Linked DNA regions of Homo sapiens: all the other regions are linked to region 1. Evidence: chromatin contacts called from ENCODE Hi-C or POLR2A ChIA-PET data. All regions are on one chromosome and are shown on one strand. Each heading gives the region's core, a stretch centred on a gene start or an enhancer-like site at or near the end of the contact. The rest is flanking DNA. Distances are from core to core; before and after follow the strand shown. Region 1 overlaps TLE1 (TLE family member 1, transcriptional corepressor). Region 2 has its middle 300 kb from the start of TLE1. Region 3 has its middle 110 kb from the start of SPATA31D4.

Region 1 (3,191 bases), core at 325-2,824:
AGAAAGAGGTAAGGCTTCTAGGGGAGGGGGAAAATCACCTCCAATTTATACACTGGATCCCTCCTTCCCCAGAGCGAATGCATCTCCAGGAAAGAAAAGACTCCAGGGGAAGCACAACCCACACATTTTCTCATTTGTGTAAATGGCAGCACCAGGAAGCCAGGGGAATTAAGAGTATTCCCTACCCAATTTACAGAGGGCAAACCAAGGCACAGGCACCAAGTGTTTACCTGACTTAATCTCAAAAGAAGATTTTCTCGATAAAATCCAAGATTTCTCTTTCAGTCCGAACTTTCCATTCCCTGGTACCAATTCCAAATGAAAATCCAATCCTGGATTTACGTAAACCAAAGCACGGGTTTAGGAGGAATATTCTGTTGCCTATTTTCCTTTGGGCCCAGGTTGTTGCTTTTTTCCTTTCCCACTGGGGAATATCAGGTTGCAAATTATGAGTTTTTTAAGGGCTGGAGTCGCAGAGAAACCCTCCTAATTTCTACTGCAGGAGAGACCACTGATTCCTGAAGCCTCCCCTAGCAGAAAACCAGCAAACTATAGTCTGCAAGGAGCACGGTTGGGCCAGCCAAACCGCTGTTTCAGCCAGTATTAGCAAAGTCAGACGCACAATGCTAGTTAGGTGGGGAGGCTTGTGTTCAAAATAATTATCAGAAACTTTACTGAAGTCCCTAGGATTTGAATTATTTAAAACTAAAAGAAGGCTGGGCAAGGTAGCTCACGCCTGTAATCCCAGCACTTTGGGAGGCCGAGATGGGCAGATCACCTGAGGTCAGGAGTTTGAGACCAGCCTGGCCAACATGGTGAAACCCCGTCTCTACTAAAAATACAAAAATTAGCCAGGCGTGGTGGCAGGCGCCTGTAATCCCAGCTCTTTAGGAGGCTCAGGCAAGAGAATCGCTTGAACCCAGGAGGCAGAGGTTGCAGTGAGCTGAGATCCCGCCATTGCATTCCAGCCTGGGGGGGACAAGAGCAAGACTTTCGTCTCAAAGCCCAGGAGGCAGAGGTTGCAGTGAGCTGAGATCACGCCATTGCATTCCAGCCTGGGGGGACAAGAGCGAGACTTCGTCTCAAGAAAAAAAGAAAAGCTGAATGTAAACAGTTGGAGACTGAACAGAGTGCAGCTGCTGAAACCCCAGGACAAACATCTGTTTCTTATCATGGCTTTTTCAGAGATAGGAAGGAGGGTGGCCCTACGTACATTTCATATTTGTAGGGCAATTGCGTCACAACATTAACAGACAACAAATCAAGCTGGGAATGGGAGAAACCAAACAAAGCACAACAAGAGGCGATGCTGTACCCGCTTGGTTAACGAGGGGGTCTATGGCTGGAGGCTTGCCGAGACCTGGACGGAGGCCTGGAGTGGCGCTGGTGCCCGGCGTTGGCATGTCGCTCCGAGGCGTTGGTGTGCTGGATTTCAGAACAGGCGTGCTGGCTTTTTCATGCTGGTGTCATTAAACAAATTAAATGAGTATTATTTTTAATCCAAGCCATATTACACAATTTATCACAACAGCAGCTGGGACACTGGGCACCTTCTAGCTACTCCCTCAGCCAATTTTCATAAATCCACACAATGTTGACAGCATTAACTTGTGAGCGAGAAATGTTGACCTTTCCTCTTCCTGCCAGAATTAAAACTCGAGCTAGAGACACAGAACATGATCACACTTCTTCCTCCGCAGATTTTATTTTAAAAGTATTTTCCATCAGCCTTGTGGACTTTGGGTCTACGCCAAGTTAGAAAGATGACCACCCAGAGAATATTTCCCAGGCACTCAGAAACACATGTCCTGGCCGCCAAGTCCAAGGAAGACCCCTTTTCTTTTCTTTTTTTTTTTTTTTTTTTGAGATGGAGTCTCACTCTGTCACCCAAGCTGGAGTGCAGTGGCGCAATCTCGGCCTACTACAAGCTCCGCCTCCCGGGTTCACGCCATTCTCCTGCCTCTGCCTCCTGAGTAGCTGGGACTACAGGTGCCCGCCACCATGCCCAGCTAATTTTTTTGTATTTTTAGTGGAGACGGGGTTTCACCATGTTAGCCAGGATGGTCTCGATCTCCTGACCTCGTGATCCACCCGCCTTGGCCTCCCAAAGTGCTGGGATTACAGGCCTGAGCCACCGCGCCAGGCCAGAAGACCCCTTTTCAAGTCTCCTTTTTAGGTAGCCCTGGGATTGAGACAAATGGTGAGAGAGAGTGGGGCCAGTATCTCAGAGACAAAAGCCCCAGGGCTAACCTTACCAATATGCCTAAAAAGAACAACACTTTGGAGTTAAGAGTCACTGCCCACTTGCCTACATAACCAAAGTGGACCCACCAGTGCAGATCAGAGACTGAACACCAGCAAGGGGCCTTTCGGAGACCAGACAGTAACAGGGTTACAGGGCACCTTCTCTGGCCTTTCAACCTTTCATGTGCTTTACAACACAGTCCAAGAACCACTACAGCGTGGCAAAGAGCACGGGCTAAAGAGAGCTCTTTCTGACCTTGGATCATGAGCCACGGCTGTGTAGCCTTGTTAAGTTATTCATCCCTCCCAACCGGTAAAATGGGATAATGCCTACCGGGACCAGGTAAGGATTAACTGAAGGGTTGTTATGAAATGTTATTGTTAAAAGATGATGCAGTCTACAAAGTTTGATTGAATGAGTGACCACATGAGTGGGTTCTGATGCACCAGTTCCTGGCTTCCCCTGGGGCCTCCTTTGTGCATCACTGATCTGACGAGCTCCATAATATCGGGGCATGCTCTATGACATGCCCCGATATTAAGGATCAGTCTACCAGGTAAATGACCAGCCTAAGAAAATGAAGACTTAAGAATCTCGGAAGTTTGAGGCCAGGTGCGGTGGCTCACACCTGTAATCCCAGCACTTTGGGAGGCCAAGGCAGGCAGATTGCCTGAGGTCAGGAGTTCAAGACCAGCATGGCCAACATGAAACCCTGTAATAAGCCAAGATTGCACCACTGCACTCCAGCCTGGGTGACAGAGTGAGACTCCATCTCAAAAAAAAAAAAAAAAAAAAAAAAAAAAAAAAAAAAAAAAGAAGAAGAAGAAGAAGGCAATGAACATGGATGCGTGTACACCCTCTCTAATGTATGGTGGTACCAGGCGTGGTGGTGAGTGCCTGTAATCCCAGCTACTGGGGAGGCTGAGGCAGGAGAATTGTTTGAACC
Region 2 (3,191 bases), core at 228-2,727, 220 kb before region 1:
AACCAGAGAAAACGCTCTGCTTTTAAAGGGCTCATGTGATTAGATTGGCCCATCTGAATAATCTCCCTTTTGCCATTTAAAGTAACCTAATCACAAGAGGGATAGTTTATCATATTCACAGATTTCACCCTCAGTCAAAGGAAAGGCAGTTATACAAAAGTGAAGTTCACTGGTGGTCATTCTTAGAATTCTATCATTCCACAAACACTGAATAAGGTTGGAAGTTTTGATTATTCCTTAGTTTTGAACATTCAAATGACTAAATCAAGGATCTTTTTGCAAAACAAAGGAATTGTGGAACTGTGTATTAGTGGAGAATGAACGGAAAAGTCTGTGGTTCCTGTAGTTTTCATGGGGTGAAGAGAAGAGATAGAATAGGAGATGATCATCAGTGAATAAGCTTCAACAACAGTGGGAGACACAAAGAACTGAAAACAGAACTATTATTCGACTCAGCAATCCCATTACTGGGTATATACCCAAAGGAAAATAAATCGTTCTACCAAAAAGACACAAGCACTTGTATGTTCACTGAAACACTATTCATAATAGCAAAGACATGGAATCAACACCATGGAATACTACACAGCCATAAAAAAACAAGGAGGGGGCAAGGGCTGAAAAACTACCTGTTGGGTACTATGCTTAGTACCTGGGTGACAGGATCAACAATACCCCAAACCTCAGCATGACTCAATATACCCCTGTAACAAACCTGCACATGTACCCTCTGAATCCAAAATAAAAGTTGAAATTTTAAAAAAAGAAAGGATGTGGAAAGCCAAAATAAAGCTGATATTTTATTTGCATCATGGGCCATGCTTGTAAAACATACAGTTTACCCAAGGAACATAATCCTAGAGAAAGGCATGAATCAAACCAAAATAATGTATGCTAACGATGGTAATAGCAGAGTGGGTTATTAGAAGCAGAAATAAAGTGCTACAAAGACAAGATCCCAATGACTAGGATAAGAATGCCCACGAATCTCCGTGCACTGCAGGGAATCCCATGGTTACACGGAAAACATGAGAAGGGAGCCCAGAAAGCTATGCCACGAGATTAAATCCGGGTCCTAGCTCTGCCCCTAATGTCTAGTGCAAACTTGAGCAAGACCCTAGCCTCCCTAAAGGTCAGTGTCCTACCAGGAAAATATAACAAGAATGCATGGGATAGCGGGGCATACACTCCAAAGCAGTTTACAAACTGGAGGCCCAGATGCTCTATCAGACCCACAGATATGTTGTGTTTGGCCCATGCAGTGCTTTAAACTATATAATATCACTTAATACCAGCATTGAAAAAAGAAGCAGATTTCTCATTTAAAAAGAAAAATCTAGATTCCCAGCTTTTTTTTTTTTTTTTTTTTTTCGAAAAACCAAACATTTGGAAACACCGGGCCCACACTCTGCATGACAACATTCTGTAGCTTGGCATTGGCTGGCCTCCTCCAACATGGGTTTGGGTGCTCCAGTTCTCCACCATCCCCACCAGGCAGGCTGCAGTCACTTGGGAAATCTCATTGAGTCCTGTTGGCACCCTCCTGTTTGACTTTGCTCTAAAGCATTACACAAGTGTTGGCTGTTACTACCTGTAAAATGAGGTCACTGGAATGGATGACTTACTTCTGCTCTGAGAGGCTATAATTCCAGTCCATAAGATGGGTTCTTTGGTCACTTTTCCCAAAAAGGTATAAAATGATCACCCAAAATCCCAGGGTGGTCCATGTCCCTTGAGTGTGGTATAAAGGCCATAAAATGCTCTGAAAATCAGGCATTTGTACTGCGAGTTGCAGAAAGACTTCAATAAACTACAAATGTAGTTTTCCACTGGGCAACATTTAGACACTGACTTTAAAAGCAAATAGAAAGTGGAGATGAGGAAAGAACAAAGTTACCACCGACATTAAGAGACAGAGGCAGGACTCCAAGAAAGGAGGGGATTGGAGGGAAAATAAACATTCGCCATAAGAGCACGAATCCCAAGTGGCTCATCCAGAGAAAGGAGCCAAGAGTTTATAGTACTTTTTGGGTTGTTTTATTTATTTTCCCCCCCACAAGATATAAATCAATCTATTTAGATAGGGATGGTTGAGAGAACACATTTTATTGCTGTGGATAATTTCCCCAGGGAGAGGATCATTTTTGTTTCACTCCTAACTTTATCTTTTGGTTTTGTGAAACCCCAGAAGTTTATGAAAAGTTGTCCAGATGAGGACACAGAAATTAGCAAACTATTCCCATCTTTAATTCACATAAAAGTGGAAACACATACCCCTGCTCACACACACACAGCACTAGAAACCAGGAAAACTAATTGAGTGCCAAGCACTCTTGTACCCTAAGGATATATATATATATTTTGGTAGCCTGAGGCTGCCAGAAACTTTGCCTGCTGAATGAATTATAGAACAGGAAGCAGATGGGCTGTGTATATGAAACAACCACTATCTGGCATGATGTGCTGTGCAATTTGGCTGCAAAGATTAAATTGAGCTATTGAATGTTTAATACACTATGCATAACAAATACAGCCAGAGCCACAAAACAGCATAAATTACAGAATTGGTATTCACACGGCCTTTCCCAGGAATCAATACACTGCCACCGCTCATAAGAGTCTGTTGTTTAATACACATAAAGAAGAGAAGAATTCTTCTATTAAAATGAGTTATCTGGGCTATTTACCAAAGGCAGTGATTTAGCAGTGGTAAAGTCTATGTAGTGCTGTTGAATGCAGATGATAATACTCCTTGTCCTTGTCTGCCTGTTTCATTGCGCCTATCAGTTGCTGGGGCTGTGAGTCCCTTGGGTACATTAGCAGTCAGCCCAGGAAGTGTGTTTAAGTAATGGACATAATGTTCACATTTGCTAGACCAGCCTTCTCCCTAATCATGAATTATTCTTCCCCAAGGCTCAATTGGAACATTACTTTAGAAGCAGAAGATTTAATCCTTTTCAGCTGATTGGAGGGAATGATTACAGTATTATTTTCTTGTACAGGCTGTCTCCAGTGAAGGTGCCTTTTTCTGTCCCCATCTTTAATAGGCAGCAATCTTTATTTCCCTGGAGGGAAATGGCAATGAATTCGAAATGGGATAAATCTTCAGGAATGCAAGGTGCTGAAGCTGTAGATCACTGCTGGTTAGTTAATTAGTTTAGCCCTCACTTGTTTCATCTCCAAGACAGAAT
Region 3 (3,191 bases), core at 269-2,768, 210 kb after region 1:
CACCAGAGAACGGATGAAGCCAGCTCTGGTGTTTTCTTTTCGCCCAGAAGCCCCTTCAAGTGTTCGTAACAGAATCACATCTCTTACTACTGTGTTGTGTAAATGAGAGAACAGCCTCCCTTTCTTTCTCCTGCCAGGTAGAAGCACACAGCAGCTCATGGCTGTTGACAGTCAGAGAATGAGATAATTACCCTTCTCCATTTTTAGATTCCTGCTCAAACTCAGGCATTTTGGTGCAAAAAGAGACAACGCGTTGGGAGGAGCAGCGTTGTTTTGTGTAGTTCCCATTTGGTTCAGAGGCCTGAGACAGAGGCATCCTGCTCTGGTTTGACTCGTTTCTGATAAGGCTCCTTGAGCAGGTCACTTCTTCTACCACTTGGGCTTCTCTTTTACAAAATGGGGATAATCATGTATAAATGACCAGGATAGTGGTGAGGATTCACCAAGAGCCCTTTGCAGTCATTGAAGCGCTATGCAAATGTTAGTTCTGGGGATTAAAAATAAAAAGGATTCACCTTACTAGAAAGACACAAGGTGTTTGCATTTTGCAATTTTGGTGACTTGCTGCCTTACTAGAAAAAAAAATGAGCATTTTCGATTCTCAGCCCGGCTCTGTTGTTGCATGTGAGCCATTTGCAAACCCTGCTTGTCGGGTACAGCTTTGCAAAGTGGGAAGTGGTCTCTCTCGCCTTCAACTCTTCTTCTCTGAGAAGCTGTAAGGATTAATTGGATGGTGTCCATGCTGTCTGCCAGGAAGATAGAAAGTGTGAAGTATCATCTGGATGGGTTTGGTAAGCACGAGATTCTCTTTCCTCTGCTTATGACAAACAGAGTGACAGCCCAGTGCTGTGTTTAAACAAGTTAATATGTATGTTCCTTGACATAAGGAAGCGCTCTAATCACGAAATACAGCTTGCATGTCATTTGGTTTTGAGATTTTATTGAGTACTACTAATCTTGACATATTTTGGTTGGCACCACATTCTTGGTATAGTGGGTTAGTGGTTGAATAGTTTGCAGACTTTGTGAAACAAAATCCTCATTTAATGGTTTAGTTTGGCTACATTTTGAAAATATACAAAAACATAATGCACTTTTATTTTATAGGGAATTTTTTTTCAACTTGTGGCTTTGTTTTTTTCTTTTTCTTTCTTTCTTTCTTTTCCTCACTGCCCTTTCTTTCCTCTCTGTCCCTGTCTCTTTGTCTCTGTCTCTCTTTTTAATGTTCCAGTTGCAGCAGCCTAGGAGGAAAGCAGCAGAGAAAGACAACCTGTGACCCTACTGAGCTGCAGGCAGAAGAATCTTCTTTGTACTGCTCGAGGTCAAGAATGTGTTTACCCCCTGGCCTAATGCTCTGAACTTTTGCATCTGAGTGCAGGACTTCAGGACCTCTGAAGGCCACCACGCAGTGGAATGAAGCTCCCTAGCAGAAGCAACTGGATTAAACGTGCAACAAGACCAGTCCACACCAGCCCCCCAAGTCACTGAACTCAATGACATCATGCCCAGGCAGAGAAAGTCAACAGGCCTCTGGCCCGGGTCCCCTCCACTCCTCTCATTTCTTCTGCCTCTCGCTGTTCTTAACCCAGGGACAGTATTTAGAAAGCAGAGCGGGTTCAGGCAGCCCTCTCAATTACTTTGGCTGGAACCTTCCTGAGTACATTTTGCTATCTCTTTGTGATGTAAACAGGGGCATTCACAGTTGGCAGGGGATGCTCTTTCTGTTTTAATTACACATGGCATAATTATAGTCCCAGGGTCTGGAAACAGCACAAAGTTCTTTGGAGAACTTCATAGGGATTTTTCTGTTATGACATAGTTTATCAGGAGAAAAAAAAGTAAGGCAAAAGACATTTCCAAAGAGGAACGAACAACACTATTTATACTAGCATTCCATTCCCTAATGAGCAGATCACAAAATTGGAGTAGACATTTTTTCTGGAGGCGGGGGTGGAGTTTCAAAATTTTGGACTCATGGACAGTGGTGGCAAAATCTAGATAAATACTAATGAATGGATGTGGGTGGAGAAGGATATATACGTAAATTTTTTTTACTTAAGAAAGCAATTAGAAGGCATCCAGCTGTATCTGAGGGAATTTGCACGTACCCTGGACCCTGAGGATATGGAAAAAGATTCTACCATAGTCATAGTAATCTGGCCTAAACCTGAGTCGTAAAATTCTCTCTGCCCCCAGATGTGCAGTATGAGGGCACTTCATTACTCTGCTGATGTAGTGAGAAATCGCAGAACTGCCATGGTAATGGAGAGTGCAGTGACAGAGATGGGGAGAGACGGCTGTTTCTCTGTTATGAAACATGTTTTCATAGGTAATTCTGATGTACAGTAGGTATTAAATAGAGCAACGAAAAGATGTTTTATTTTAGATTACTGCTAGAGTGATATTTCCCCCATGGCACTAATAATCTGGCTGCTTTCTAAAGCCTATTTCCTCTCCCAGTTTCTCATAGACTCCCAGCACTGTTTTGGCAGAAGGGTAAGCCATTGCATTGAAATTTCTGCCTTGGAAAAGTAGAAGATCAACTTTATATATTATGCATTTTATATTTAGACTAGAGGGACATGGTGCATTTTTTTCTGGTGGGGAGGAAGATATTAAATAAGTTCTGCTTTTGCAATGTAGAGATAGGAATATATATAGGGGGTAAAAATATTTCAAGAACGGCTTTTTGTAATTGAGTGATTTTTTTTTTTCTAAGACAGAGTCTTGCTCTGTTGCCCTGGCTGGAGTATAGTGGCACAATCTTGGCTCACTGCAACCTCCGCCTCCCAGGTTTGAGCGATCCTCCTGCCTCGGCCCCCCTAGTAGCTGGGATTACAGGCACGCACCACCATGCCCAGCTAATGTTTGTGTTTTTAGTAGAGACAGGGTTTTGCCATGTTGGCCAGGCTGGTCTCAAACTCCTGACCTCAGGTGATCCACCTGACTTACCCTCCCAAAGTGTTGGGATTATAGGCGTGAGCCACTGTGCCCAACCTCGAGTGATCATTTAAGACACCCCTGTATGCATGCATGCTGGTTTGAAATCCAGGGGACACACCACTTCAGCCTAGCCTCTCTGCTGTCTGTATCACGGAGGACTCACAGACCTAGTTTAATTGTATGCTTCTTACATATTTCAAGGCTGACACAGGAACAGCAATAAGAGGCCTGTGGTTGAAACCACATCG

What was found. A loop is a pair of places that touch in the nucleus more often than their neighbours do. ChIA-PET counts read pairs that join two places held with the same protein, here RNA polymerase II (POLR2A). Pooled maps may share reads with other maps.
Region 2: a map of sigmoid colon shows a loop between it and region 1 (4-fold over the local background). The contact joins two enhancer-like sites. A Hi-C loop is called at or near these places in 2 of 168 maps with a recorded cell type or tissue (gastrocnemius medialis and sigmoid colon) and 3 of 50 pooled maps. POLR2A ChIA-PET finds 5 or more read pairs at or near these places in 1 of 52 experiments (activated T-cell).
Region 3: a map of left colon shows a loop between it and region 1 (4-fold over the local background). The contact joins two enhancer-like sites. A Hi-C loop is called at or near these places in 2 of 168 maps with a recorded cell type or tissue (left colon and sigmoid colon) and 2 of 50 pooled maps.

The regions. Positions count from the first base shown.
Region 1 is chr9:81,612,062-81,615,252 of GRCh38, forward strand. TLE1 (TLE family member 1, transcriptional corepressor) reads right to left here. Exons shown (of 20, transcript NM_005077.5): 12 at 1,316-1,460. Among named protein-coding and RNA genes, the nearest start is that of TLE1, 76 kb to the right of the region's middle. Within about 2 kb of position 1,575, at least 17 of the 41 ENCODE cell types and tissues checked have a DNase peak (open chromatin) inside an H3K27ac peak, as active enhancers do; they include sigmoid colon, where a contact is called at or near this core.
Region 2 is chr9:81,392,619-81,395,809 of GRCh38, forward strand. No RefSeq gene overlaps it. Among named protein-coding and RNA genes, the nearest start is that of TLE1, 300 kb to the right of the region's middle. RefSeq lists an enhancer at 1,983-3,191. Within about 2 kb of position 1,478, at least 6 of the 41 ENCODE cell types and tissues checked have a DNase peak (open chromatin) inside an H3K27ac peak, as active enhancers do; they include sigmoid colon, where a contact is called at or near this core.
Region 3 is chr9:81,818,589-81,821,779 of GRCh38, forward strand. No RefSeq gene overlaps it. Among named protein-coding and RNA genes, the nearest start is that of SPATA31D4, 110 kb to the right of the region's middle. RefSeq lists an enhancer at 1,411-2,000. Within about 2 kb of position 1,519, at least 3 of the 41 ENCODE cell types and tissues checked have a DNase peak (open chromatin) inside an H3K27ac peak, as active enhancers do.